Linked DNA regions of Homo sapiens: region 2 is linked to region 1. A link is an interaction called in ENCODE POLR2A ChIA-PET data of the cell type or tissue named here. Cell type or tissue: K562. All regions are shown on one strand. Each heading gives the region's core, and the rest is flanking DNA. Links, peaks and the distances in the headings are about the cores only.

Evidence for each region. Peaks named below come from ENCODE experiments on the same cell type or tissue, not always from the same donor. Only the 100,000 strongest peaks of a DNase experiment are listed, where the experiment ranks them.
Region 2: POLR2A ChIA-PET joins it to region 1 with 6 read pairs; 3 of 35 experiments call an interaction of 5 or more read pairs at or near these places.

The regions. Positions count from the first base shown.
Region 1 is chr19:53,892,193-53,906,707 of GRCh38, reverse strand. It overlaps PRKCG (protein kinase C gamma), which reads right to left. Exons shown (of 18, transcript NM_002739.5): 7 at 14,065-14,199; 8 at 13,633-13,720; 9 at 13,317-13,346; 10 at 8,597-8,749; 11 at 8,080-8,268; 12 at 6,384-6,475; 13 at 6,227-6,289; 14 at 5,959-6,097; 15 at 3,555-3,635; 16 at 1,966-2,073; 17 at 251-391; 18 at 1. Among named protein-coding and RNA genes, the nearest start is that of CACNG7, 9.8 kb to the left of the region's middle. RefSeq lists enhancers at 7,000-7,931, 7,639-7,933, 13,582-14,121. In K562, for the core only: no CTCF peak of the experiment used is centred there; a DNase peak (open chromatin) is centred at 7,897; H3K4me3 peaks cover 495 bases; H3K27me3 peaks cover 193 bases.
Region 2 is chr19:54,084,501-54,100,629 of GRCh38, reverse strand. It overlaps OSCAR (osteoclast associated Ig-like receptor), which reads left to right. Exons shown (of 5, transcript NM_133169.6): 2 at 850-882; 3 at 3,466-3,768; 4 at 4,477-4,758; 5 at 5,273-5,962. The coding sequence ends at 5,409. Among named protein-coding and RNA genes, the nearest start is that of OSCAR, 8.2 kb to the left of the region's middle. In K562, for the core only: no CTCF peak of the experiment used is centred there; no DNase peak of the experiment used is centred there.

The DNA of each region.
Region 1 (14,515 bases), core at 6,480-8,979:
ACTGTGGGAGACGTGGGGGAGGGAAAGTTAAGCAGCTCCGAGGGCTCCTCGGGTGTCCCTCTGTGTACCCCAGTCTCATCTCCTGTCTCCTGCAGAATCTCTATTCATGCTTCATGGTGTCTGCACCTCCTTTTGTTGGGGGCGGGGGGCTCTGCAGAGGGAACCCCACCCCCACATACAGGTATATTGAGGCCCAGGGGAACCCCACCCCTTCAGGGACCAGGTTTTTGTTGCCTGGAGGGTGACTGACCGGGCGGGGTCTGAAAGGAGGCGGGATCTCCAATCGTTCCAGCCGCTCCCAGTCAATCCAGCGGAAAAAGCCATGTGCACGGATGGTAGGTTCCCCATCAGGCCCTGAGCCCAGGCGCTTCCCTGGGTGCTTGGTCAGGAACTGTGGGAAACACAGAGAGAGACAGACAGACAAACAGACAGAGTGCCGGACAGGTAGACCCAGAGAAAGAGGGACAGAGACAGGCAGATGGAGGAACCAAGAGACACAGGCATGAGATCCGGAGAGATAAGAACAGCCAGGGGAAACAGGCAAATGGAGGGAGGAAGGGAAAAGAAAGGAGAGAGAGAGAGAAGAAAAGAAGAAGAAGAAGAAGAAGAAGAAGAAGAAGAAGGAGGAGGAGGAGGAGGAGGAGGAGGAGGAGGAGGAGGAGGAGGGAGGAGGAGGAGGAGGGAGACAGACAGAGAGCGAGACAGAGAGAGACAGAGAGGAGAGAGAGAGGAAGAGGGACAGAGAGAGAGAGAGACAGAGGGTGAGAGTGAGTGAGAGAGAGAGAGAGAGAGACAGGAAGAAGGAGAGGATACATGAAAATGATAGCAGATGAAATTCATACCCAGAGACCCAGGGACACACAGAGAAACAGAACAAATCATGAGGGAGATGGAGAAGAGGAGAGGGAAAAGGGGTAGGGGGAGAGAGGGAAGGGGAGAGAGGGACGGGGAGAGGGAAGGGTAGGGGGAGGGAGGGAAGGGGAGAGTGAAGGACAGAGGGAGGTCGGTAGGGGGAGGGAGGGAAGGGTAGAGGAGATGAAGGGGAAGAGGGAGGGAATGGGGGAAGAGAGGTTGCAGACCCAGAGAAAAGGGGAAATAGAAATTCAGAGGGTGGTACAGAGACCCCAGGTAAGAAGGCAGAAACTCAGAGAAGGGAGGAGACAGAGGAGACCCAGGGGGACAGAGATTCAGAAAGAGAGAAGGATAGAGACCCAGGAAACACACACCCAGAGGGAGGAATAAAGACCAAATATGGGGACAGAGACCCAGAGAAAAGGGAGGACAGAAAGCCAGCAGGAGAGGAGGGTGAGATGTAGCGTGTGTGTATGAGAGTGGACACAGGAGGGGACAGAGATGGGGGGTAGGGGGGTTGGACAAAGGCCCAAAAGTGTAGACAGAGATGCAGAAGGAGACACAGAGAAAAGGAAGAAACACAGAGAGCCCCATCGTATGCAGATGGAGGGGAGGCATGAGACAGAAACCAGAGAGACTGTCAGGGAGATGCAGAGAGAGCAGCTAGACGCAGAAGGTGCTGACATGGGCTGAAAATCTGCTATGGGCCAGGTGCTTTCTTCTGTGTCAACTCCATAACCCCTGAAGAGAGTTAAGCTCACAAAGTTTTGGTGACTCACCCAAGTTCACACAGGAAGAAAAGCTGCAGAAGTTGGGTTTACCTGACCCACCCAGTTCTAGACAGACAGACACCCTGGACTTTCAGCACTTCCTGCAAGCAGGGAGCTGGGGAGTGGGAGTCACAGAGAAGGATGAGACAGAGGCCATCTCCAGGCCTCGTGGCAACAGGGCTGGAAATCATTGTTCTAACAAAACCTATGCATCATATCAACTTTTCCAACAGATGGAAGTAAAGTGACTTCAGGAATGGGAGCATTTTTCTAATAGGCACAGAGACAGCAATGGGGTGTGTGGTTGTGAGCCTGGAGAAGCTGGGAGTCAGGGGGCTCTCACCCCCTTGCAGATGGCCACGGCTTCCCGGGAAAGCGACTTGGGGTAGGTGACAGTTTGTTCCATGATGGCCTGAAACAGCTCCTCCTCGTCCTCCCCATCGAAGGGAGGCTATCAAAGTGGAGGGGATAGAGAGTCAGGGACATGCCCAACTGCCTTTCCCCAAACCTTCCACACCCTCCTCACCCCACCGGGAACATGCCTGACCCATCACACGCCCCACATGCACACCTGACCACACCCTCAGGAGAGATCAGACCAAACCACCAAAGCTTGATCTCTCTCCTTCTCAGGTTCTCTCATTTCCTATCTCGGATGCCTCAGATCTGTGCATCTCTGTACTATTCTGCCTCTCTTTATCTGCTATGTAAATCAGCAGGCTGTTAATTATGCAACATGTCAGTTAAATAGAAGAGAGGAAAAACTGCAGGAAACACCCTAAAAGCATTCTCCTGGTTGGATGAGTAGTTCACAGTCTTCTGAGGTTACAAAAAATGATACCAAGGCAAAGATTTAGAGATGGGGTTTCATCATATTGGCCAGGCTGGTCTCAAACTCCTGACCTCAAGTGATCTGCCCACTTCGGCCTCCCAAAGTGCTTGGATTACAGGCGTGAGCCACCATGTCCGGCCAAATTTTTTTTTAACTTCTAACTAAAATTTAGCATTCCCTTCAGTTATGAATGCAGGCAGCAGCAGTGCTTGTGGCTTCATTATCAATAGTAATCACAGGTATTTTCTCATCACATGAGAGTTGCAGATATTCCAAATTATTAGTCATTGCTACATCAAAATTACTGTTAGAGCTCCTTTTTACTTTACTACCATTAGAACTTACTACTTAATGAATTAATAAGAAATTGCACATATGTCCATTTTCCAATTTTAAATATTTAGACAACTGTATACATTGAATTTAGTTGGTTGTTAGATTCAATTAAATTTTAAAAGTTTTGGTGACTATCTTTCAAAATGATTGATTTCTTTTGTTTGTTTGTTCTTTTGAGATGGGGTCTTGCTCTGTCGCCTGTGCTGGAACACAGTGGCATACTCATAGTTCAGTGTAACCTTGAGTTCTTGGGCTCATGTGACCCTCCTGCCTCAGCCTCCCCAGTAGCTGGGACTATAGGTGCCCACTACCATAGCCAGCTAAGAAGATGATCAAGAGTGTGGTAACCAATTTTTTTAGTTGTAGTACACTCAGCAGTCCAGGAATCCAATCAAGCTGATTTAGAATGTATGTAATTGTCTAAGCTGACACAGCCAGTAAGTGGCAAAGTGAGGATTTGAACCTTGGTTTTCTGCGTATGTATTATTCTATTTTGTGCATTGAAAAACATTCTTCTGAGAAGGGATCCATAGGCTTAACCAGACTGCTACTTTACCATCTAGGGAGAAAGAATCCATGGTAACAGAACAAACAAAACAAAACAAAACAAAACACCTGGTCTACATTAAGACAACACTTCAGAACCATGGACAGCGCTATTCGAGCACAACCTTCTGGGCTCCTTTCTAACTGGCTCCTCCTGAGATCCAGGTGCCCCTCTCTGTCTCTTTTAGCCAAGCCAGCTTCTCCCCACCTTCCCTTACCTGTCCTGCCAACATCTCATACAGCAGAACTCCAAAGGACCACCAATCGACAGACTTCCCATAGGGCTGGTAGGCAATGATCTAGGGGAGGTGGAAGGCAGGGAATCATGATGCGTTCTTTAGGAAGCCTAGGACCCCTCTGGCCTCACCCCCTGGGAGCGCTACCCACGTTAAGTGCTTTCAGCACAAGCTCTTCCCACTCTGAATATTTATTTCATCAGGTGATTTTTTGTTTCGTTTTTTTTTTTTTTTTTTTTTTTTTTGACAGGGTCTCACTCTGTTGCCCAGGCTGGAGCACAGTAGTGTGATCACGGCTCACTCAGCCTCAACTTCCCAGGCTCAGGTAATTCTTCTACCTCAGCCTCCCAAGTAGGTGGGCTACAGGTGTGCACCACCACACCTGGCTAATTTTTGCACTTTTAGTGAAGATAGGTCCTCACTATGTTGCCCAGGCTGGTCTCAAACTCCCGGACTCAAGCAATTGGCCTGCCTCCGCCTCCCAAAGTGCTGGGATTATAGGAGTGAGCCACCACGCCCAGCCTCCACTCTGAATATTTTGGCCAGCGATCTAACTTTTGGAATATTCTGGAAACAAAGCATACCTACTTCAAACATTCATTTGGCCTCAAATAGAAAGACTACCTAACGGCCAAGTCACTGGTTCCACCCACCTAGAATATTTGTGTCAGAGTCAGGAATATGTGTGTAGTTTTCAAATTTTCTTATCTTTTTTCTTTTTTGAGATGGAGTCTCACTCTGTAGCCCAGGATGCAGTGCAGTGGTGCAATCTTGGCTCACTGCAACCTCCACCTCCTGGGTTCAAGTGATTCTCCTGCCTCAGCCTCCTGAGTAGCTGGGTTGACAGGCACACATCACCATGTCCAGCTAATTTTTGTATTTTTAGTAGAGACGGGGTTTCACCATGTTGGCTAGGCTGGTCTTGAATTCCTGACCTCAAGTGATCTGCCTGCCTCAGCTTCCCAAAGTGCTGGGATTACAGGCATGAGCCACCATGTCTGGCCTCAGTTTTCAAATTTTCTACAGATGATTCTGATTACCAGCCAGGTTTTGTGATCACTGACATTGATTATTTGGGCACGAGTCAGGCACATCCTCCCAAGTAGCTGGGACTACAGGCATGTGCTTTATCCATCTATACGTACATTCAGAACATCAGCCCCACCCCTTTAACAAAGTCGGGTAATACCCCACCCACTTAAAATACTCATAGGACAGCATCTGCTCTCCCAGAACCTTAGGGATCTCACCCTGCCCTTTTTCTTTTTCTTTTTTTTTTTTTTTTTGAGACAGGGTCTCACTCTGTTGCCCAGACTGGAGTGCAGTGGCGCGATCTCAGCTCACTGCAACCTCCACCTCCCGGGTTCAAGTAATTCTCCTGCCTCAGCCTCCCAAGTAGCTGGGACTACAGGCACCCGCCACCACGCCTGGCTAATTTTTGTATTTTTAGTAGAGATGGAGTTTCACCATGTTAGTCAGGCTGGTCTCAAACTCCTGACCTTGTGATCCGCCCGCCTCAGCCTCCCAAGTGCTGGAATTACAGGTGTGAGCCACTGCACCCGGCTTTTTTTTTTTTTTTTTTTTGAGATGAAGTTATGAAGTTATGCTCTGTCACCCAGGCTGGAGTGCAGTGGTGTGATCTCAGCTCACTGCAACCTCCGCCTCCCCGGTTCAAGCGATTCTCCTGCCTCAGCCTCCCGAATAGCTGGGATTACAGGCGCATGCCACCACGCCCGGCTAATTTGTGTAATTTTGTTAGAGATGAGGTTTCACCATGTTGGCCAGGCTGGTCTCAAACTCCTGACCTCAAGTGATCCACCTGCCTCAGCCTCCCAAAGTGCTGGGATTACAGGTGTGAGCCACCGCGCCCAGCTGATCCTGCCCTCTTGAAAAATGCAGCACAGAAGTCCAGTACACTTACATCAGAGAAACACGTACAACACAGGAAATAAGCTTCCATCCAACTGAATACTCCAGGGAGAGCCCTGCCCAGTTTAAAGTATTCAGAAGATAGTCCGGACATGTTCAGTGTTGGCAGGGGACAGGCCACACCCACTCAGAGTACACTAGAAATCGTCTGCCCCTTCTCAGAAGGATCCAGGGTCAGGTCCTACTTGGAATTCCTACGAGCTGGTCCCACTCTCCTGGAACATTCACCCACAGGTGCTGCCCACCTTACCTATTTAGAGACCCAGCTGGGCCCACCTGGCAGGCTCAGTGCCAAGCTCACCTGTGCTGGAGGCTGGAGGAACGACTGGCTGTGTAAGAAGGCCACAACTCATGACAAGGTCTGAGGGTCAGGCCTCACCCGTGGTGAATACTGGACCATCAGCTACACCCTCTAAGGGATCTCAAAGCGTGACCAGAGCAGCAGGGTTGGGGTTACCTCCGGGGCTATGTAGTCCGGGGTCCCGCAGAAGGTGCGGGTTGTCGTCCCGGGGAAGACGTTCTCCTTACACATGCCAAAGTCAGTGATCTTGATGTGTCCCTCAGCATCCAGCATCACATTGTCCAGCTTCAGGTCCCTGGACGATGCAGGGGTGTGGGGCAGGAATTGCAAGAAGTGTTGAGTTCAGCAGTCTAGAGCCACATATTCAAATCCCTTCCCTTCCAGGGGCGTGATTTCCTCCACGGAAATTCCTGGGGCTGCTCACCTGTAGATGATGCCCTGATTGTGAAGGAAGAAGAGGCCGATAGCGATTTCTGCCGCGTAGAACCTGGAGGACGGGGTGGGTGGGGACGTCAGAAGGTCAGTGGCTGGATCCTGCCCCCTTCCACCACCCCGACCATTCTCTGTTGGCCGAGACTCACGCTGCATGGGGCTCCTTAAACTTGCCCAGCTGTTGAATGTGGTACATCAAGTCTCCCCCGGTGACGTACTCCATCACGAAATACAGGCGGTCCTGCGGAGAAGTGCATGGGCTTAGAGGCGGGATCCATCTACCCAGAGTAGGAGAATTTCTTTCCTGATCACTCAGGACAGACGTGGAAGGTTCCAGATGCACCCAACCAGAAATTCAGAGCACCTAGCCACATCCCTGGGAGGGCCCTAAGGTGCTAATCCTGCTACCTCAGAATCTCCACCCGCCAGACCACCGCCAACTATCAGACCACGTGTTCTGGCCCCGCCTTCTCAGAATTGAAGACTGAAGCCCACCATTCGCTCGAAATCCGGGAACACCAAAATCTCTTTCCACAGCCACTCACACACAGATGCAATTCTGGCTTCCTACTAAGAATCAAAGTTGCAGCTGGGCGTGGTGGCTCACGCCTGTAATCCCAGCACTTTGGGAGGCCGAAGCGGGTGGATCACCTGAGGTCAGGAGTTCCAGACCAGCCTGGCCAACGTGGCGAAACCCGGTCTCTACTAAAAATACAAAAATCAGCTGAGTGTGGTGGCGGGAGCCTGTAATCCCAGCTACTCAGGAGGCTGAGACGGGAGAATTGCTTAAACCCGGGAGGCGGAGGTTGCAGTGAGCCGAGATCGCGCCATTGCACTCCAGCCTGGGGGACAAGAGCTAACTCCTTCTCAAAAAAAAAAAAAGGAATCAAAGTTGCTCATACATATATTTTAATCCAGGTGGCTGGCCACTCTCATTCGGAGCCCCTGGAAGTAAAGTCACGCCCTCTTAAAATCTTGCAGGTTCTGACTCTCTGCCCCTAAGTCGCAATCCTAAGGAAATAATGTCCTGTTTCTGATGTGTCCTTCAGTCAGAATCCAAAAGTGATGACCCCGTCACTCGGAGCCCAATTCTGGGCAGGCCCACTAGGAAGGCACCCTCCTCCACTGTGCCCCTTTGCTGAAAATTCCAGAGCACTGGCTACAGCCACTCAAGACCAAGCTCCCCAGGGAAACAGGCATCTGGCCACTCCCCCCAAGAGCCCATCCACCTGGCCACGCCCCCAAGGAACTCAACCGCTTCACGACACCTCCGCAGGACCCATTCACCTGGCCAGGCCATGCCACCGAGGAACTCACCGCCTGGCCACGCCCCCGAGGAGCTCATCCGCCCGACCACGCCCTCCGAAGAATCTACCTGCCTGGATACGCTCATTCATAATCTCGTCTGCCTGGCCTCGCCCCCAAGGAGCCAATCTGCCTGGCCACGCCTATTAATGATCCCATCGCCTGACAAAGCCCGCCCCTCTAAACCACCCCCCCAAAGATTTCATCCGCCTGACCACGCCCCGCGAAGAGCCCCTCTGCCTGGCCACGCCCCCGATGAGTCCCTCCACCTGGCCACGCCCCCGAGGAGCCCCTCCACCCGGCCTCGCCTCCGTTGAGCCCCTCCGCCTGGCCACGCCCCCCGATGAGTCCCTTCGCCTGGCCACGCCCCCCAAGGACCCCCCCCCGGCCACGCCCCCTGAGGAGACAATCCGCCTGGCCTCGCCCACTCAGAGAGCACAAAGTTCTCTTGCCTCGCCCTAAACTCAGAATCCCAACGCAGATGTCCAGAACTGGATAAGGCAGGGCCCGGAGGACAGCCTCCGCCCCCTCCATCCTTACCGGGGTCTGGAAGGTGGAGTGGAGCTGGGTGAGGAAGTGGGGCCGGCCGCCAGGACCCCGGCCCCCCAGCGCCAGCACACGTTTCTCCACCAGCGTGCAGTCCACATCGTCGTCCTGGACGATCACGTCCTTTTTCAAGATCTTGATGGCGTAGAGCTCATCAGAGCCCCTGCGCTCGGCCAGCATCACCTATGCGCACAGTTCCAAAAGGGCCAGTCCATGTTGGGAACCCAGTGGTACAGGACCTGCCCCCTCCCTAAGGGACGCAGGGAAACGGGATCCCAGGCCCTTCCTCCATCTCTTAAGGGACTGACAGCCCTGACTTGCCGCCCGTCCCCTCAAGGAGAGTGTCCACATCTGTAAACCTCTCCTCTCCAGGAACCTGAACGGCCCAACCTAACCATATTTGAAGATGCAGGAGCCCAGTCTCTTCCCACCCCCACTTCCTCCCTAAGAACCAGAAATCTGACCTTCCCACAGACATCCTCCCTTTCCCCCAGAACCCCAGGAATCCAACCTTCCCAAAACTGCCTTTTCCTAGAACCATGAGGAAGCTGAAGTCGGAGATGTGCAGGCGTCCTGGACTCGCCCCGAAGAAGCAGCGCTTGGGGTCGGTGGGACTAGGGGAAGGGGAGGGGATGGGAGAGGAAGAGGGGCCCATCCGCACCCGCTGTGGAAAGGAGAAAGAAAGAGCCAGAGGCAGTTAGACCTTACACAGCGATAAGGAAATGCTCCCAAGAGACACAGCACCCAAGAAAGGAAAGGATGAGAATCGCTAGACAGAGGAAAATGGCCACCCTCCTACCCTGTCCTTGGCTTAATTTTCTCTGACTCCCCATAGCCTGGAGGGTTTATTTATTATTCAACAAACACTTAGCTCTTTTTTTCTTCTTTTTTTTTTTTAGATAGCTTATCATATGCTGTTTCCAGAAAACCCTGCTATCGTTTCCATTTTACAGAAGAGGAGACTAGCACAGAGACGTTAAGTAACTTGCCCCAAGTCACACAGCAGGTAAAGGACAGAGCCAGAAATGAAACCCAAGCAGTCCAGCTCTAGAATCTGGTTGCTCTTAGCCTCTAAGCCGGAATTCCCTAGAGGGTTTGGTAAAACAGATTGCTGGGTCCCACTGCCAGATTTTCTAACTCTATAAATCTGGGGTGGGACCTGAGAATCGTTATGTGTAAAAAGCTTCTGGGTGACATGGGTGCTGCCAGTCCAGGGAGCACACCTGGCTTTCAGCTAGGGTCCCTTCTCTACCTTTTCCTGCCTCGGCCCCCCAGGGAGGGGGCCCAAGACTAAGCTGCTGTCACAGCTTCCACACTTGTCCCTCTACATGGACGGCTGCCCTTTCTAATGCATTCTCTACTCAGCAGGCACAGGAGCCAATTTAAAAATAAATAAACCAGGTCATGTCTCCCCTATGCTTGTAAACCCTTTAACTGCTCCCTCTGTGTTAAGATTTTATTCCACATGACTTGCAGAGCCAGGCTGAGACTGACACTGCAGGTTGTTCTTCTCTCTCCCAGGCTCCATGGTCCAGCCACCCTGGCCTGACACTCATTGTCCTCCCTCCCACCTCAGGGCCTCTGGATGTGCCGTTAGGTCTTCCTGTAAAGCTCTCCCCTCCCCTTCCCTCCTAGTTGTCTCCCAAACACCCTTTAGACCTTGACTCAAGCATCACTTCATAGAGGCCTCGCCTGACTTTTTAAACTGGGTCAGATGCCTCTCTTACCACCCCTTGGTCACCATGGACAGCACCTTCCTGGCACTTTTATTCTTAGTAATTTACATCTATCTGTGTGACTATCTGCTTTCTGCCTGTGAGCTCCCTAAGGCAGGGGTCTGCTTTGTTCGCTAAGACACAGTAACACTGCCTACCTCATTGAGGCTACATAAATATTTGTTGAGGGCTGGGTGCGGTGGCTCATGCCTGTAATCCCAGCACTTTGGGAGGCCGAGGTGGGCAGATCACCTGAGGTCAGGAGTTCAAGACCAGCCTGGCCAACATGGCGAAGCCCCATCTCTACTAGCAATATAAAAATTAGTAGGACATGGTGGCACATGCCTGTAGTCCCAGCTACTTGGGAGGCCAAGGCAGGAGAATCGCTTGAACCCGGGAGGCAGAGGTTGCAGTGAGCTGAGATCGCTCCACTGCATTCCAGCCTGGGCGACAGAGCGAGACTGTGTCTCAAATAGATAAATACATAATAATAATAATAATAATAATAATAATAATAATAATAATAATAATCAGGGCTGTTTCTGTTTGCTGTGTTGTTAGCCCCGTACCTAGCTCAAGGCTTGGCACAGAGTTGGTGTTCATTGGTAATATTAAGTGGTGCCTGCTGAACTGTGGGAGAGTGCTGTGAGCCACAACAGGCACACACACCACCCTACACTCCCTGCCTCTAGGCCTTTGCCCACCATCTGCCCTGCTGGGTTTCTTGGGTTTGTACGGGAGGATCATCCCTGCTGATCTCAAAAGACTCTACCTCTTTGGCTCAGAATGTCCTCCCGCTGGTACCCTTGTCTCCTGCAGAGCCCATTCTCTCTTTTTTTTTTTTTTCTGAGATAGAGTCTCGCTCTGTCACCCAGGCTGTAGTGCAGTGGCACGATCTCGGCTCATTGCAAGCTCCACCTCCCAGGTTCATGCCATTCTCCTGCCTCAGCCTCCTGAGTACCTGGGACTACAGGCACCCACCACCACGCCCAGCTAATTTTTTTGTATTTTTAGTAGAGACGGGGATTCACCGTGTTAGCCAGGATGGTCTCGATCTCCTGACCTCGTGATCCACCCGCCTTGGCCTCCCAAAGTGCTGGGATGACAGGCGTGAGCCACTGCGCCCGGCCGCAGAGCCCATTCTCAAACTTAACTTTGCAAAAGGATCACCTGAGGAATTAATTTAGTAGGCAGACATTTGAGGCATCAGAGAGATCGTCACTGAGTAGGTCTGCAGAAAGGCTGGGGAATGTGCTTTTAAAAGCAAGCACTCTAGGAATTCTGATGCAGGTGAACCCCCACACACAACATTAAAAACTCTGGTGAAAGTTTCTGTAAGAGTCCAGTAAAGACTATAACATGTTGTTGCTGTTGTTGAATCTTGAAGATTCTTGTCTTCTTTTTTTTTTTTTTTTTTTTTGAGACAGAGTCTCCCTCTGTCATCCAGGCTGGAGTGCAGTGGAGCGATCTGGGCTCACTGCAGCCTCTACTTCCCGGAATCCAGCAATTCTCCTGCCTCAGCCTTCCGAGTAGCTGGGATTACAGGCGCCTCCACCATGCCCAGCTGATTTTTGTATTTTTTAGTAGAGATGGGGTTTTGCCACGCTGGCCAGGCTGGTCTCAAACTCCTGACCTCAGGTGATCCGCCCGCCTTACTAGGATCACAGACATGAGGCATCGTGCCCAGTCTATCATATGCTTATATATTTTGTTTAATGTCTTCCTCCCGGTGTAAATCCCATAAGGAAAGGAACTTTTTTGTTTGTTTGTTTGTTCTTTCCCTGCTTTCTCTATATCCCCAGTGAGTAGAGCCACGCCTGGCACACAAAGATGCTCTGTAAAGTATTTTTTGAAAGGGTAAATGAGGGAGAGAGCATTACTTCCTCCTGCCTGAAAATCTGGTCTCTCCTTTGGGAAATCCCGCCCTTCTACCAGGTCTCACCTCTCTAGGAAGCTTTCTCTGACTCAGGCTGTGCCAGGGACGCCCCAGTGCCTGAGGCTGTCTCCATTACAGCAGCATTGCTCCTCGTTGTGAATGTCTGGGTTTGTAACTTTGTCCTCCACTAGAAGAAGAGCTCCACCAGGGAATGGCCTGATTCTATTCCCAGAACAGGGCCTGGCTTATGACACCCTAGAAAATGGGTATTCGTCTGGGCGTGGTCGCTCACGCCTCTAATCTCAGCGCTTTGGGAGGCCAAGGCGGGTGGATCACTTGAGGTCAGGAGTTCGAGACCAGCCTGGCCAACATGTCGAAACCCCATCTCTACTAAAAATACAAAAATTAGCCAGGTGTGGTGGTGCGCTCCTGTAATCCCAACTACTCAGGAGGCTGAGGCAGGAGAATCACTTGAATCTGGGAGGCAGAGGTTGCAGTGAGCTGAGACTGCATCACTGCACTCCAACCTGGGTGACAAAAGGAGATTCTGTCTCAAAAAAAAAAAGAAAGAAAGAAAGAAAGAAAAAGAAGGATATTCAGTGAGTGAATGAATGAATGGAGAGATTAAGATGATCATGCTTGATAGATTTTTTAAAACTCAAGAATCGGCTGGGTGTGGTGGCTCACGCCTGTAATCCCAGCACTTTGGGAGGCTGAGGCGGGTGGATCACCAGGTCAGGAGATCGAGACCATCCTGGCTAACACGGTGAAACCCCATCTCTACTAAAAATACAAAAAATTAGCCGGGCATGGTGGTGGGCGCCTGTAGTCCCAGCTACTCAGGAGGCTGATGCAGGAGAATGGCGTGAACCCAGGAGGCGGAGCTTGCAGTGAGCCGAGATCGCACCACTGCACTCCAGCCTGGGCGTCACAGCGAGACTCCGTCTCAAAAAAAAAATAAAAAACTCAAGAATCGGTCGGGCGCAGTGGCTCATGCCTGTAATCCCAGCACTTTGGGAGGCCAAGGCAGGCGGATCACCTGAGTTTGGGAGTTTGAGATCAGCCTGGCCAACATGGCGAAATCCCATCTCTACTAAAAATAAAAAAAAAATTAGCTGGGTGTGGTGGCGGTCACCTGTAATCCCAGCTACTCAGGAGGCTGAGGCAAGAGAATTGCTTGAACCCGGGAGCTGGAGGTTGCAGTGAGGCGAGATTGTGCCATTGCACTCCAGCCTGGGCGACAGAAATAAAAATAAAAATAAAAATAAAAATAAATTAAAAAATTTTAAAAAACCTCAAGAATCAATTCAGGCGTCACCTCCTCAGGGAAGTCCTCCCTGACCACCCTCCCCCAGGCTGGATTAGTGCCTCCGTTAGGCCTCTTCAGTGCCCTGGGCTACCTCTAATTTAGCACATCTTCCTGTATTTTAAGTATCTGTGACTGTGTCCCTACCTTGGAGAGTTGCTTGAGGGTCAGATTCATCTCTGGATCCTGGATTATTCAGCAAGCACAAGACAGGCCTAGCACAAATGTGTGCTCAACTCATGTGTGGGGAATTGAAGACAGAAGTCAGAGGAGGAATAAGAAATCAGAGAAGTAGGCAAAAACTGCCTCCATTCAACGCCCTGGTTCTACTCACCTCATACAATTCCAGGGGGTAGTTACAAGCCTGGGAGAAAAGAAAGAGAGAGTCAGGGTCCCAAGAGATGCAGGGGATCGCCCTAGAACAGGGGCTGGTGGCCCCTAGTACCCTCAAGCCATGGCGATAGATAGGAACTATAATTCCCATCAGACCCTGGGGCTCGAGTCCCCTAGAAGAGCAGAGGAGGGAGTCCTAGGGTCTTCTGGGAACTGTAGTCCCAGGACCAGCGGGCACTCAGGGGTGGAAGGAAAGGCCAGCTCTGAACCGTGGGAGGCTGGGCTGGGCTCCCTTGAGGAAGCCAGGGTCTGGGTACCTCAAACTTCTGGAGGAGGCTGCAGTTGTCAGCATCGGCCACCGGCACATTGTAATACTCGCCCTCCTCCTGGTTCAGTAACTTGTACCTGACATACAGACGGAGACCAGAGGCGGGCAGCGGGGATGGGGCACCCATGGGAGAGGCAAAGACATTGGAAGGGAGGAAAGAGACACAGAGAGACGGACACAGAGATGGAAGAGAGAAAGAGTGAGATAAAAAGAGAGGGAGAGGGAGAAAGGGAGGGGAGAAGAAGAGAAGAATAGAGAGAGAGGGGTGTGTGCGTGTGTGTGCGTGTGTGTGTGTGTGTGTGTGTGTGTGTGCGCATGCTGGGAGGCAGAGGGAAGGACAGTGGCCTGGAGGAGAGAGACCACACACAGATGGAGATGGTAATATTGCGCTCCATCCCCAGGCCCCAGCCCTGCTCCTCACCAGCCATCCACGGGCGCCTTGAGCAGCTCCGAGACGCCAAAGGACATGGCCCCCATGAAGTCGTTGCGGGAGGTCCGGTCCCAGTCCCACACCTCCACGCTGAGCCGGCGCTCCACATCCCCTGGCTTCAGGTTGCTGCAGGAAGGTGGGGTGGATGGGGTGCAGAGCCGAGCTCATGGCTCCCCTCGGTTCCCCATCCTTGGTGCTGGAGGTGGGGGCAAACCCAGCCAGCTGGGGCTCCTCTCCTGCTTTGTCGGTCTCCGACCTCTGACCTTCCCAGCCGGGCTCTCTCTCCAGCTAGGGCTTTGGGGCCTGAAGTAAACCTAGAGAGCTCTTCCTCTCCCTTCCTCCTGCATTCTCCGCCCCTTCCCATCTCTGTCTCTTGTCTCTCGAGATCTCTCTCTCTGAGTCTCTGTACCCTTCTCTCCTCTCTGGGTCTCTATCACTCTGT
Region 2 (16,129 bases), core at 6,527-9,026, 190 kb before region 1:
AACAGGGCTGGGGCCCAGACCCCTGGGTCCTAAAGCAAGAGAACACAGATTCCCGAAAGAGGAAGGAGGTGGGGACAGGTATCTCTGGTTCTTGAGGCAGGAAGAGGTCAGGAGACAGGGAGGACTCCCAGATTCTTATATGGGAGGGGGATGGAAGCCAGGACTCCTGATTCCCTGGGAAAAGGGGGCTGGGAACAGGGCTCTTAGCTCCTGAGAGAAGAGGGAAATGGGGACCCAGATTCCTGAACTCGTGAGAGGAGAAACTCTACGATCATTGTTCCCTGGAAAGGTGGAGTTCAAGGGCCTGAACTCTTGGTTGCCCAGGCCAGAGGGGTCTGCGTTCAGACTTCTTCGGTAGGTGGGCAATGGATGTCCAAATTTCTGCCTACTGAGACAGGAGGAGGGAGGGATAAGATTCTCATTTCCCAGAGGAGATAGGAGCTGGGAACTCAGATTCCTGGGTTACCAATGAGATGGGGCTGGCCACAAAGGGTTTTGAAAAGAACTCGCTGTTGGGCGCAGCGGCTCATGCCTGTGGGAGCCGAGGCCCAGCACTTTGGGAGGCCGAGGCGGGTGGATCACCTGAGGACAGGAGTTCAAGACCAGCCTGACCAACATGGCGAAACCCCTCTCTACTAAAAATACAAAGATTAGCCTGGTGTGGTGGCGGGCACTTGTAGTCCCAGCTACTACGGAGGCTGAGGCAGGAGAATCACTTGAACCTGGGAGGCAGAGGTTGCAGTGAGCTGAGATCACACCACTACACTCCAGCCTGGGCGACAGAGTGAGACTCTGCCTCAGACAAAAAAAAAAAAAGGAAAAAGAAACTAGTCCCTCAACCTCCTACAGGGCCTCTGTGTCACACAGACATCACTCCGTCTGGTGAGTAGCCACCCCATCCACTCTCCTTTTGTTGCTGACACCCCTTTTCCAATTACTCAGATTTTATTTTGGTGCCCAATCCCATCCCAGATATCCTTATTTTCCTCCCTCCCTCCATTCCTTCCTTCTTTTCTCATTCCCCTTAGTGGCCATTATAGGTGAGTACTGAAGACCAGGAACTTCTGAGGCAGAGGCCTAAGCTAGGACCTCAGTTTCACCATCGTATTCATTTATATGTGACCATATGACCTAGAACAAGTCACAGCTTGCTAAGACTCCATTTCCTTCTCTGTAAAATGGGCCGCTGTGAGATCTCATCAAATCACATGTGCAAAACCCTGAGCCTGGCACAGTACAGGGCTTAAGAAATAGGATCTTGGGCTGGGCGCAATGGCCAACGTCTGTAATCCCAGCACTTTGGGAGGCAGAGGCGGGCGGATCACAAGGTCAGATCGAGATCATCCTGGCTAATGTGGTGAAACCCCGTCTCTACTAAAAAAAAAAAAAAAAAAAAAAAATTAGCCGGGTGTGGTGGGACGCACCTGTAATCCCAGCTACTCAGGAGGCTGAGGCAAGAGAATCGCTTGAACCCAGGAGGCAGAGGTTGCAGTAAGCTGAGATCGCGCCACTGCACTCCAGCCTGGGTGACAGTGCAAGACTCCACTTCAAAAACAAACAAACAAACAAAAAAAACTCTTTTGGAGATATTTCAGTGTCGCTATAGCTATCTCTACCTATTTATTTTATTTATTTATTTATTTATTTTGAGACCAGTTTCTCTCTGTCGCCCAGGCCGGAGTGCAGTGGTGCAATCTCGGCTCACTGCAACCACCTCCTGGGTTCAAGGGATTCTCCTGCCTCAGCCTCCTGAGTAGCTGGGACTACAGGCACACACCACAATGCCCGGATAATTTTTGTATTTTTAGTAGAGACAGGGTTTCCCCATGTTGGTCAGGCTGGTCTGGAACTCCTGACCTCAGGTGATCCCTCTGCCTCAGCCTCCCAAAGTGTTGGGATTACAAACATGAGCCCCCTCACCCGACCCTTATTTTTATTCATTTTTAGAGATGGGGTCTCATTGTGTCACCCGGGCTGGAGTACGGTGGCTCTATCATAGCTCACTGCAGCTTTGAATTCCTGGGCTCAGACAATCCTCCAGCCTCAGCCTCCCAAAGTGCATGCCACCATGGAGTTCTCACTCTGTTGCCCAGGCTGGAGTGCAGTGGCATGATCTCAGCTAACTGCAGCCTCCGACTCTAGGGTTCAAGTAATTCTCCTACTCAGCATCCCAAACAGCTGGAACTACAAGCTAGCACTACCACGCCTGGCTAATTTTTCTGTTTTTAGTAGAGATGGGATTTTACCATGTTGGTCAGGCTGGTCTTGAACTCCTGACCTCAGGTGATGCACCCACCTTGGCCTCCCAAAGTGCTGGGATTACAGCTGTGAGCCACCGGACCCAACAGCCTTCCTGTACTCTTAATTTGTGTGATTTGTGAATAAGTGATATCTGCCAGTACTATCATTTGTCCTCTAGTTTTGTCTTTTAGCATACACAACTTAAGAAATTTGAAGTGGTCAAATTAATTAATCTTCCATACAACTTTTTATTTTATATTTTAAGAAGCCTTCCTTACCCCAAGACAAATATATTTTCCTATAGTTTTTTGAATACTTTTATAGTTTAAAAAAAAAGAAACACAGGGTCTTTAATTAATCTGGAAGTTGTTTTGGGAAATGGTATGAGGTAGGGATCCAACATTTTTCTTTTCCAAATAGCAAGTTTTGGCAACTCTTGAAATACTATATTGCAAATATTCTGGAAAGCTATTTAAAATTAGAGTTCTGGCTGGGCGTGGTGGCTCACACCTGTAATCCCAGCACTTTGGGAGGCCGAGGTGGGAGGATTGCTTGAGCCCAAGAGTTCAAGAGTAGCCTGGGCAATATAGCGAATGCTCGTCTCTACTAAAAATTAAAAAAAAAAAAATTAGCCTGGTGTAGTGGCATGTGCCTGTGGTCCCAGGTACTCAGGAGGCTGAGGTGGAGGACTGTTTGAGCCCAAGAGATTGAGGCTGCAGTGAGTTGAGAACATGCCACTGCACTCCTGCCTGAGCAACAGAGCAAGACCCTGCCTCAAAAAAAAAAAAAAAAAAAAAAAAAAAAGTCTGGGTGTGGTGGCACAAGCTTGTAAACTTAGCACTTTGGGAGGCCGAGGTGGGAGGATTGCTTGAGGCCAGTAGTTTAAGACCAACCTGCTCAACATAGGGAGACCGCCCCCTCCCATCTCATTACTTAAAAATAATAATAATAATAAAATTACAGAGTTCTGGGACCTGACCTTTTGAAACTGTGTTTACAAACTGTGGAGTAAAGCTCAGAAGTTTCTGTCCTGCCCCTCTGATTTGCACCTGGTTTTAACAAGGCTTGATTGTAGTCCAGTCTCTCCCTGATTTTACAAACAGGAAACTGAGGCTAAGAAAGGGGCAGTAATTGTCCAAGGTGATTTTCCTCCTTCCCCAACTTCCCTTTCATCTTCTGGGGCTCCCAGGAGGCCCGAGGACCCAGGCAGCCCCGTTTATTCAGTCCCCCCAGCTTCATACCACCCTAAGCCATGGCTGGGAGCTCAGCCGGCTACAGTTGTGACCCCTGGGGTCAACGTGACCTTGAGATGCCGGGCACCCCAACCCGCTTGGAGATTTGGACTTTTCAAGCCTGGAGAGATCGCTCCCCTTCTCTTCCGGGATGTGTCCTCCGAGCTGGCAGAATTCTTTCTGGAGGAGGTGACTCCAGCCCAAGGGGGAAGTTACCGCTGCTGCTACCGAAGGCCAGACTGGGGGCCGGGTGTCTGGTCCCAGCCCAGCGATGTCCTGGAGCTGCTGGTGACAGGTGAGGTCCTGGGGTCGGGGAGGAGAAGTGGGTGGAACAAGGGAGTTGGGGGAGGGACAGAGAGATATAGGGAAAGAGAGACAGAGCGAGGCGGGCAAACAGATTCACAGACACAAGAAAAGACAGATACAGAGACACTAGGGGGAGAGAGAGAGACAGGGGAGCAGAGAGAGAGAGAGGTACAGTGCGGGGGGAGAGAGAGAGAAAGAGGCAGAAGGAGAAAGGGAGGCAGAGAGAGAGGGAGGCAGAGAGAGAGGGAGGCAGAGAGAGAGGGAGGCAGAGAGAGAGGCAGGCAGAGAGAGAGGGAGGCAGAGAGAGAGGGAGGCAGAGAGAGAGGGAGGCAGAGAGAGAGGGAGGCAGAGAGAGAGGGAGGCAGAGAGAGGGAGGCAGAGAGAGAGGCAGGCAGAGAGAGAGGCAGGCAGAGAGAGAGGGAGGCAGAGAGAGAGGGAGGCAGAGAGAGAGGGAGGCAGAGAGAGAGGGAGGCAGAGAGAGAGGGAGGCAGAGAGAGAGGGAGGCAGAGAGAGGGAGGCAGAGAGAGAGGGAGGCAGAGAGAGAGGCAGACAGAGAGAGAGACAGGCAGAGAGAAAGAGAGGCAGAAAGAGAGAGAGAGGCACAGAGAAAGCGAGAGACAGAGGAGAAGGAGAAACAGAGCGAGCGAGCGAGCGGAAGACGCTCACGCGGCCCCGGACTCTCACCCCGTCTCTGCAGAGGAGCTGCCGCGGCCGTCGCTGGTGGCGCTGCCCGGGCCGGTGGTGGGTCCTGGCGCCAACGTGAGCCTGCGCTGCGCGGGCCGCCTGCGGAACATGAGCTTCGTGCTGTACCGCGAGGGCGTGGCGGCCCCGCTGCAGTACCGCCACTCCGCGCAGCCCTGGGCCGACTTCACGCTGCTGGGCGCCCGCGCCCCCGGCACCTACAGCTGCTACTATCACACGCCCTCCGCGCCCTACGTGCTGTCGCAGCGCAGCGAGGTGCTGGTCATCAGCTGGGAAGGTGAGGGCCCTGAGGCCCGGCCCGCCTCCTCCGCCCCAGGAATGCAGGCCCCAGGACCTCCGCCCTCAGACCCAGGAGCCCAGGCCCCCAGCCTCTCCTCCTTCAGACCCAGGGGTCTAGTCCTGCAGCCCCTCCTCCCTCAGACCCAGGATTCCTGGGACCCAGCCCCTCCTCCCTCAGATCCAGGAGTCTAGTCCTCCAGCTCCTCCTCCCTCAGACCCAGGATTCCCGGGCCCCAGTACCTCCTCCCTCAGACCCAGGACTCCAGGCCCCCAGCCCCTCCTTCCTGGACCCAGGACTCCAGGCCCCCAGCCCCTCCTTCCTGATCCAGCAGTCCAGGCCCCAGCCCCTTCTTCCTGGACCCAGGAGTTGAAGCCTCCATCGACTCCCCCTCAACTTTGAGACTGTAGAGTCAGGTCCCTAAGTCCACCCCAGGGGCTGGAAACCTGGAGTTCAGGGCCCAGACTTTGGGGTCCGGGAGCTGATGGCCCCTCTCTCCCGGCTCCGCCCGCAGACTCTGGCTCCTCCGACTACACCCGGGGGAACCTAGTCCGCCTGGGGCTGGCCGGGCTGGTCCTCATCTCCCTGGGCGCGCTGGTCACTTTTGACTGGCGCAGTCAGAACCGCGCTCCTGCTGGTATCCGCCCCTGAGCCCCAGGAGCACTGCAGCCCGAGACTTCCAACCTGAGTGGCGGAGAAGCTGGGACCCTGGGCTGGACTGTCCTTTCCTGCAGCCCCACAGTCCTGCTGGCTGAGCTCCGCGGAACGGTCCTTAGACCCCGCTGTGCCCTGTGCTGTAGCTTCTTTCCAGGCCTTTCCCAAGGAGTAGCTGAAAGGAAGACGCGATTAGTGGTTAAGACTTCCAAGCCAGAAGACAGAGGGTTCGAATCCCAGCACTGCCGTCTACTCACTGTAGTAGTAGCAGCTACAGAAAGGTAGTAGTGAGACGTGAAGCCAGCTGGACTTCCTGGGTTGAATGGGGACCTGGAGAACTTTTCTGTCTTACAAGAGGATTGTAAAATGGACCAATCAGCACTCTGTAAGATGGACCAATCAGCGCTCTGTAAAATGGACCAATCAGCAGGACACGGGCGGGGACAATAAGGGAATAAAAGCTGGCGAGCGCGGCACCCCACCAGAGTCTGCTTCCACGTTGTGGGAGCTTTGTTCTCTTGCTCTACACAATAAATCTTGCTGCTGCTAACTCTTTAGGTCCGTGCCATCTTTAAGCGCTGTAACACTCACCACGAAGGTCCCTGGCTCCATTCTTAAAGTCAGCGAGACCACAAACCCACAGGAAGGAACCAACTCTGGACACGGTAGCAGCATTCAGAAAGCGCCCTTCCCCAACTCTCTCTTGCCTTGACGGTAAAATGGATGCACTGATAAAACCCACTTCATAGGATTGTTGTAGGAGTCAGTGGGTAATACACATAAAACATTTAAAGCAGTAACTGGCCCGTAGTAAGTGTTCAATAAATGTTAGCTACCCTGTAACACCGATTTCTACCAGACTCAGTGCCGAAAGGAAGGTCTCACCTTTTTGCCATCAAGCATAATCAAGCACGACTTTTTCTTTCTTTCTTTCTTTCTTTTTTTTGAGAGAAGATCTCACTCCACCCAGGCTGGAGTGCAGTGGCGTGATCTCGGTTCACTGCAACATCCGCCTCCCGGGTTCAAGTGATTCTCGTGCCTCAGTCTCCTGAGTAGCTGGGATTACAGGTGTGCGCCATCACGCCCAGCTAATTTTTGTATTTTTAGTAGAGATGGAGTTTTGCCAAATTGGCCAGGGTGGTCTCGAACTCCTGACCTCAAGTGATCCACCTGCCTCGGCCTCCCGAATAGCTGGGATTACAGGTGCGTACCACCATGTCCGGCTAATGTTTGTATTTTTAGTAGAGACGGGGTTTCACCATGTTGACCAGACTGGTCTTGAACTCCTGACCTCAAGTGATCCGCCCGCCTCAAGAACTGAATTTTGAAGTCTAATTAGCCACCTGGGGGCGCTAACGTGTTGAAAAGACGGGAGGAGAGACTGAGCGGGTCTTCCGGGGTTTGATCTCAGTGCCAGAGGGGCCTTGGTAGAACATATGTGGGACAACCTCCCCGGCATATGTGGCTGTGGGAAATAATAACAATTTTAAAAAAGGAATAAGCCGGGGGTGCTGGCTCACACCTGTGATCCTAGCACTTTGGGAGGCTGAGGCAGGTGGATCACGAAGTCAGAAGTTCGAGACCAGCCTGGACAACATGGTAAAACCCCGTCTCTACTAAAAATACAAAAATTAGCCGGGCATGGTGGCGGGCGCCTGTAATCCCAGCTACTCGGGAGGCTGAGGCAGGAGAATTGCTTGAACCCAGGAGGCGGAGGTTGTAGTGAGCCGAGATTGCATCACTGCACACTCCAGCCTGGGTGACAGAGCAAAACTCCGTCTCAAAAAAAAAAAAAAAAAAAAAAGAATAAAGAAGAGACGCAGGTTATAAGGAAGGCACCAGACCTGGATGAGGCTGTGATGTCATCAAATCCAGTCTTCCCACTTTATAAATGGGAAAATGGTGGAAAGAGAGGTGATATTAAGTTTACCTAAACATGTACAGGAAGTCAGTGGCACATCAGGGAGTCTTTTTTTTTCCTTTTTCCCTCTTTTTTTATTTTATTTTATTTTATTTTATTTTTTTTGAGGTGGACTTTCGCTCTTGTTGCCCAGGCTGGAGTGCAATGGCGCCATCTCGGCTCACCACAACCTCCGCCTCCCAGGTTCAAGTGATTCTCCTGCCTCAGCCTCCCGAGTAGCTGGGATTACAGGTGTGAGCCACCACACCTGGCTAATTTTGTATTTTGAGTAGAAACAGGGTTTCTCTGTGTAGGTCAGGCTGGCCTCGAACTCCCAAACTCAGGTGATCCGCCCGCCTCAGCCTCCCAAAGTGCTGGGATTACAGGCATGAGCCACCGTGCCCGGCCCTCTTTTTTTTAAAATGTATTTCCACCCAAAGCAGAGAAAAAGAAGTCTTGGCCGAGTTTGTACTTCAACTTAACTCCATGTATTCATCCATTCAATCACTCCTTCATTCACCATTCACTCATTCATGTCTAGCATTGATTCTCATCCTTATTCATTTCTATTGAGCATCTCTTTTTCCTTTGCTTTCATTTGTACATTTGTCTATTTCATTTGTCCTTATCCATCATGCATTCATTCATATTTCCATCCATTTACCCATCCATTTCTTCATTAACCAGTTTTTAATCCACTGAACTATTTATTCATTCAATATCCATCTATCTACCTGTGCATTTATCTATCCAATAAGCTTGAGATTTTTTTTCTTTTTGAGATGGAGTCTTGCTCTGTTTCCCAGGTTGGAGTGCAGTGTTGTGATCTCAGCTCACTACAATCTCCACCTCCCGGGTTCAAACGATTCTCCTGCCTCAGCCTCCCAAGTAGCTGGGATTACAGGCACCTGCCACCATGCCCGGCTAATTTTGTGTTTTTAGTAGAGATGGGGTTTCACCATGTTGGCCAGGCTGTTCTCGAACGCTTGACCTAAAGTGATCCATCTGCCCACCTTGGTCTCCCTTTAAAGTGCTGGGATTACAAGCGTGAGCCACTGCACCCAGCTGAGATTTCTTCATAGCAGTTTACCAGTGACCAGTGTTCAATGAATGCTTATTGAGTGAGTTGTAGTCACAATGCTTATTTCATTTTCTACCACTGAACATCTTTTCATACTGGTCATTTTGCTGGGTGATCCACATAGGTTATTTCTGATCTTTATCAACAGCCCCCAAGTCACACAGAAGTGCTTAACTTGGGACTTGTCTGTGTGGTTAGACTGCTGGGTCTTTTCCCCCTGTTCCTGCCTCTTAAAGCAATGACAACACTGCCATCACCACGCCTGGCCAATTTATTATTACTATTATTATTATTATTTTTTTTTGAGATGGAGTCTCGCTCTGTTGCCAGGCTGTAGTGCAATGACGCGATCTCGGCTCACTGCAACCTCCGCCTCCTGGGTTCAAGCGATTCTCCTGCCTCGGCCTCCCGAGTAGCTGGGATTACAGGCGTGTGCCACCACCACGCCCAGCTAACTTTTGTATTTTTAGTAGAGATGGGGTTTCACCATGTTGGCCAGGATGGTCTCGATCTATTGACCTCGTGATCCACCCGCCTCGGCCTCCCAAAGTGCTGGAATTACAGGCGTGAGCCACCGCGCCCGGCTAATTGTTTACTTTTTATAGCTATGGGGTCTCACCATGTTGTCCAGGCTGGTCTTGAATGCCTGGCCTCAAGCCATCCTCCTTCCTTGGCCTCCCAAAGTGCTGGGATTCCAGGAGTGAGTCACTGCGCCAGGCCTAGGGCTTCCACTGATTTCCCCTAGTCTCATTCATCCTCGTATCACTCATGTATTCAATGTCTACCGTGCATGGCATTGTGCTAGAGTCCGGCGGTCCAGTGGGGAGCAATAGCAGACGTAAACCCTGCACTCATGGAACTCACAAAGTATTAACCAAATCACTGCATAGTGTATTGGTTACAGAGCACTTTAAGCTGTTGTAAAAAAGAATCTCCCGGCCAGGTGCAGTGGCGCACACCTGTAATCCTAGCACTTTGGGAGGCCAAGGCAGGTGGATCACCTGAGGTCAGGAGTTCGAGAGCAGCCTGATTAACATGGTGAAACCCTGTCTCTACTAAATACAAAAAATTAGCCTGGTGTGGTGGTGCATGCCTGTAATCCCAGCTACTCGGGAGGCTGAGGCAGGAGAATCACTTGAACCCGGGAGGCGGAGGTTTCACTGAGCCGAGGTCGTGCCATTGCACTCCAGCCTGGGCAACAAGAGCCAAGCTCCATCTCATAAAAAAGAGAGAGAGAGAGAAAAAAAGAATCTCCTTCACCACCGGAAAAAAACTAGATATAAATGTACCTCTCTCTCACTTAACAGTAAATCACTGGGCAATCTCAACGATTTACTTGTTAAGGTGGGATGGTTTTGCTTTTATCAACATGTAGCTTTAATTTCTGGTTCTGAGCCCCAAGAAAGTGGAGAGGACAGAGAGAAAAGGGCTCACACAATTATTATTATTTTTTTTTTCCGAGTTGGAGTCTTGCTCTGTCGCCCAGGCTGGAGTGCAGTGGCGCGATCTCGGCTCACTGCAAGCTCCGCCTCCCGGGTTCACGCCATTCTCCTGCCTCAGCCTCCCGAGTAGCTGGGACTACAGGCGTCCACCACCACACCCGGCTAATTTTTTTTGTATTTTTAGTAGAGACGGGGTTTCACCGTGTTATCCAGGATGGTCTCGATTTCCTGACCTCGTGATCCGCCTGCCTCAGCCTCCCAAAGTACTGGAATTACAGGCGTGAGCCACTGCGCCCGGCCCACACAATTATTTTTTAAGAGCAGGACCTAGAATTTGAGCATATATCTTCCTATCGCATCCCATTGGCTAGAACTTAGTCTCATGGCCAGGTCTAGCCGCAAAAGTGACTGATGGAAATATGGTCTCTAGCCTGTGCCCTTCTAAAAATGAGGGTGGGAGGGGGTGGGATAGGTGCAGTGGCTCACTCGTAATCCCAGCATTTTGGGAAGCTGAGGCAGGAGGATGGCTTGAGGCCAAGAGTTTGAGACTCCCTTCTCTATTCAAAAAAAAAAAAAATACAGTAGGCCAGGTGCGGTGGTTCACGCCTGTAATCCCAGCACTTTGGGAGGCCAAGGCAGGCAGATCACCTGAGGTCAGGAGTTGGAGACCACCCTGGCCAATATAGTGAAACCCCGACTCTACTAAAAATACAAAGCTGTAATCCCAGCTACTCGGGAGGCTGAGGCAGGAGAATCACTTGAACCCTGGAGGCAGAGGTTGCAGTGAGCTGATACACGCCATTGCACTCCAGCCTGGGCCACAGAGCGAGACTCCGTCCCAAAAAAAAGAAAAACAACGAATAAAACAAAAAAACAAAAAACAAACAAAAAAAAGTTTAATGATTTTTCTTCTCTCTAGGAGAAAATATGGAAGTAAAACAGGACCCATCTGAAGATCGTGTGTCCTCTGCTGATTTTAAATAGCCATGGAAAGTTAATGCCACCGCAAGGGGCAGCCCCGCCCTGGCACTCTGGAAACCTGGTACTTATCCACGCAATCAGAGGCTTGAACCACAGCTAAGCTGAGTCTCGGCGGGACCTCTTCTGATCCTCCGGGCACACAAGAGGATTGGGGGCTGGGGAGGAGCTGCTTCAAGGACACCTCCGTTTTACCTCCCGTGATACCGTGATATAGTAAGAAATATGTACTTGGTCTTCAGCTTTGGTTCCAAAGACACCCTTCTCACCCCATCACTCTGGAATTTCCAAAAACCCTTGGTGAGAAGGGTGTCTTTTGTTGTTTATAAGGAGCCTCTTTTCTCTTTCTCTCTTTCTTGCTTCCTTCCTTCCTTGCCTCCCTCCCTCCCTCCTTCCTTTTCTCTTTTCTTTTTTCTTCTTTCTTTCTTTTTCTTTCTTTCTTTTTCTTTTCTTTCTTTCTTTCTTTCTCTCTTTTCTTCTTTCTTTCTCTCTTCCCTTTCTCTCCCTTTCCTTTCCTTTCTCTCCCTTCCCCTCCCCTCCCCTCTCCTCTCCTCTCTTTTCCTTTCTTTTCCTTCCTTTCCTTCTTTCCTCTAATCCCAGCACTTTGGGAGGCCAAGGCGGGCGGATCACTTGAGGTCAGGAGTTTCAGACCAGCCTGGCCAACATGGTGAAACCCCGTCTCTACTAAAAATACAAAAATTAGTCGGGCATGGTGGCAGGCACCTGTAATTCCAGCTACTCTGGAGGCTGAGGCAGGAGAATCCCTTGAACTAGGATGCAGAGGTTGCGGTGAACCGAGATCTCACCACTGCACTCCAGCCCGGGCTACAGAGCGAGACTCCGTCTCAAGGAAATATAAAAGAAAATAAAATAAATGTCTCCCAAAGAGACAAGTCAGATTAGCCTAAACCCAGGAATAACTACAGGCAGTTTGAGGGCCAAAGGCAAGGTAGGGGCTGGCCAGATCCGATCTCCTTCACTGCCATCCTTTGCTCACTCTCGTAATTTTTGCAAAGGAGGTTTCAATTGCATGGTTGTCAGCGAACATCCTATTCATCCATTTCTTGCTTTCTACCAGTAAAATTGAACTTTATAGGCCTGCTTTGTGCTTTTAAGGCTAACTAGCAAAATTCCAGAGTTTAGCCTTAAAAAATATTTATAATTGGCCGGGCACAGTGGCTTACACCTGTAATCCCAGCACTTTGGGAGGCTGAGGCGGGCGGATCACAAGGTCAGGAGATCGAGACCATCTTGGCTAACATGGTGAAACTCCATCTCTACTAAACACACACACACACAAAAAAAAAAGTAGCCGGGTGTAGTGGCACACGCCTGTAGTCCCAGCACTTTGGAAGGCTGAGGTGGGCGGATCATGAGGTCAGGAGATCAAGACCATCCTGGCTAACATGGTGAAACCCCGTCTCTACTAAAAATACAAAAAAAAAAAAAAAAAAAGTAGCTGGGCATAGTGGCACATGCCTGTAGTCCCAGCTACTTGGGAGGCTGAGGCAGGAGAATCACTTGAACCCGGGAGGCAGAGGTTGCAGTGAGCTGAGATTGTGCCATTGTACTCCATCCTGGGTGACAGAGTGAGACTCCATCTAAAAAAAAAATTCTTTATAATTGATCAAAAGAAGTTTAAGAAATGGATTAAGAAGATCTCTTCTTTGCAGCTGTAGGGGAGGAGAGGGAGCTAGAGAGAGAGAGGGCATTGAGAGAGGAGAAAAAGATATTCTGTGCCATAAAACTAATTCAAGAATGTAGTTTAGGCGAGGCATGGTGGTTCACACCTGTAATCCCAGAACTTTGGGAGGTCGAGGCAGGCGGATCACTTGGGCCCAGAAGTTCGAGACCAGCCCTGGCCAACATGGCAAAACACTGTCTCTACTAAAAGTACAAAAATTAGCCCAGCGTGGTGGCACAACCCTGTAATTCCTTGTACTTGGGAGGGCTGGGGCAAGAGAATCACTTGAACCCGAGAGGCAGAGGTTGCAGTGAGTCGAGATCACACCACTGCACTCCAACCTGGGTGACACAGTGAGACCCTGTCTTAAAAAAAAAAAAACAAAAAAAAAAACAGAGTGGGGTGGGGGGCTGGGGGAGGGATAGCATTAGGAGAAATACCTAATGTAAATGATAACTTGATGGGTGGAGCAAACCAACATGGCACATGTATCAAACCTGTACATTATGCACATGTACCCTAGAACTTAAAGTAAAAAAACAAAACAAAACAAACAAACAAAAAAACGGAATGTGGATTGATAAGTTAATAAACTGAGAATATTAAAAAGGCTCTAAATGTGTTTTATAGTCTTATGTAGTATGGAGATCTATGGATATTTATTACAGCAGCCAGTGTTCCATTCTGTGGTTCCATAAATCTGTGCTTTGAAGTGTAATTTGCACAAAATAATCTTGTAGGAGTCCAAAGACATTAGAAATTATTGCCAGTATTGCAATCATTATTTTGAAGGAGAAACCTTGGTGCCATTTGGTGGTCTTACTTAATATTTTGTTGCCCTGGTAACAATCTTATGATTGACATCTGAATTTCCAAGCAGAATAAATGCTTGTAAAAACAATTCTGTTAAATCAGAAGCTATGCATTGGTGTCTGTGTCTTAGTCTGTATTCTGTTGCTTAGAACAGAACACTTGAAACCAGATAACTTATAAAGAAAAGGAATTTATTTCCTGTAGTTAATGGAGGTTGGAAAGTCCAAGGTGGAGGGGCTGCATCTGGTGAGGACCTTCTTGCTGTTGGGGACTCTCTGGAGGGTTCCGAGGTGGCACAGGGCATCACAGGGCAAAAGAGCTGAGCGTGCTACTTAAGTCTCTCTTCCTCTTCTGATAAAGCCACCAGTCTCACTCCCAGGGTAACCCATTAATCCATTAACTCACTAATCCATTAATCATTAATCCATGAATGGATTAGTTCATTCATGAGAAAAGAGTCCTCATGACCCAATCACCTCTTAAATGCCCGACCTATCAATACGGCCACATTAGGGATTCAGTTTCACCATAAGTTTATTTATTATTTATTTATGTATTTTTTGAGACAATGTCTTGCTATGTCACCCAGGCTGGACAGCAGTGGCATGATCTCAGCTCATTATAACCTCCACCTCCCAGGTTCAAGTGATTCTCCTGCCTCAGCCTCCTGAGTAGCTGGTATTACAGGCACGTGCCACCATGCCCGGGTAATTTTTGTATTTTTAGTAGAGACAGGGTTTCATCATGTTGGCCAGCTAGTCTCAAACTCCTGACCTCATGTGATCTGCCCACCTTGGCTTCCTAAAGTGCTGAGATTACAGGTGTGAGCCACCACACTCAGCTTATTTACCTATTTATTTTTTGAGACAGGGTCTCACTGTGTTGCACAGGCTGGAGTGCAGTGGTGCAATCACGGTTCACTGCATCCTCAGCTTTCTGGGCTCAGGTGATCCTCCCACTTCAGCCTCCTGAGTAGCTGGGATCACAGGCATGTGCCACCTCACCTGGCTAATTTTTAAATTATTTGTAGAGACAGGGTCTCCCTATGTTGCCCAGGCTGGTTCAACATGAGTTTTCAAGGGAACAAATATTCAAACCTTAGCAGCAGGTTAAATGATCTTTCTCCCACATTTATGATCGGAAAAAAAAAATTAAAGCCTGAGACTCTGCTAGACTTCTTACTTTAACAAGAGTCTGAGAGTCTTGTTTCATTTCCATTACAGCATCTATTAATAGTTCTGACTGAGAGAAGAGCTATCCTTTACTTTGACGATTATGAAGAATAGGGGAAAAGACATTAAAAAGACACAATTACACCATTGATGATTTTGTCACAGCTGAGATAAGTGCTGTTAAAGAACTTGCAGGGAAGTCTTTGCTAAAGAAAAGATTCTGAAGCTGGTTTCTGAGGGAAGAGTCAAAGTTAGCCAAGCAAAAATGGGGGAAAAACTCCAGATACAGGAGTTTTCAGGATGTTTCAGGGTCTGAGATGGGAAGGAGGTTATGTGTTCCAACCCAGTGGTTCTCAAACTTGACTGCACATTAGAATTTCCCAGGAACATTTAAAACACAGAATGAGACACCCAGGCCTCATCCTATACCCATTATAAAAATTAAAATCTCGACTGGGCACGGTGGCTCACACCTGTAATCCCAGCACTTTGGGAGGCCAAGGTGGGCAGATCACCTGAGGTCAAGAGTTCAAGACCAGCCTGACCAACATGGAGAAATCCCATCTCTACTAAAAAATACAAAATTAACTGGGTGTGGTGGCACTTGCCTGTAATCCGAGCTACTTGGGAGGCTGAGGCAGGAGAATCGCTTGAACCCGGGAGGCAGAGGTTGCAGTGAGCTGAGATCATGCCATTGCACTTCAGCCTGGGCAACAAGAGCAAAATTCCATCTTAAAAAAACAAAAATAAAAAAATAATTAAAATCTCTCGGTGGGACTCAGGCACTCAGTAAATATATATATATCTATTTCCATTGACCATAACACATGACAGACTAAAGATGGCCTCCAATTCTTTGTCACTGTCCCTATAGAGAGGTAGAGTTTATTTTCCCTCCCCTTGAATCTGGCCTTTCCTTAAGACTGTAGAAGAAGAGAAACTGTGTCAGTTCCAGGCTTAGTCTTTAAAGGGACAAACAACTTTTGCCTTCTTTATTTTATTTATTTATTTATTTATTTGAGACAGAGTCTCATTCTGTTGCCCAGGCTGGAGTGCAGTGGTGTGATCTCGGCTCACTGCAACTTCCGCCTCCCAGGTTCAAGCAATTCTCCTGCCTCGGCCTCCTGAGTAGCTGGGATTACAGGTGTGCACAAACACACCCGGCTAATTTTTTTTAATTTTGTTTTTAGTAGAGACGGGGTTTTACCATGTTGGCCAGGCTGATGTTGAACTCCTGACCTCAGGTGATCCACCCACCTCGGCCTCCCAAAGTGCTGGGATTACAGACGTGAGCCACCATGCCCAGCCGCCTTCTCTATTTTAGAAAGCTCTCTTGTGACATCCCCTCTTGAAACCCAGATGCTATCCTCCAAGAAGTCTGAATCAAATGGAGAGGCCATGTGCAGGTACATCATTCAACAGTCCTAGCCGAGCTTTCAACCAACATCCAGCATCAACAGCCAGCCATTTGCAAGTGCCATCTTGGAGATTCCAGCTCAGTTGAGCCACCCTGATGACTGAAGCCCAGGAAGACATCACATTGAACCGAAGAACCGCTCAACTGAGCCCAGTCATCTCACCAGATCAGGAATGATTAAAAAAAAAAAAAAACAAGATTGTTACTCTAAGTTACTCAGTTTTGGGGTG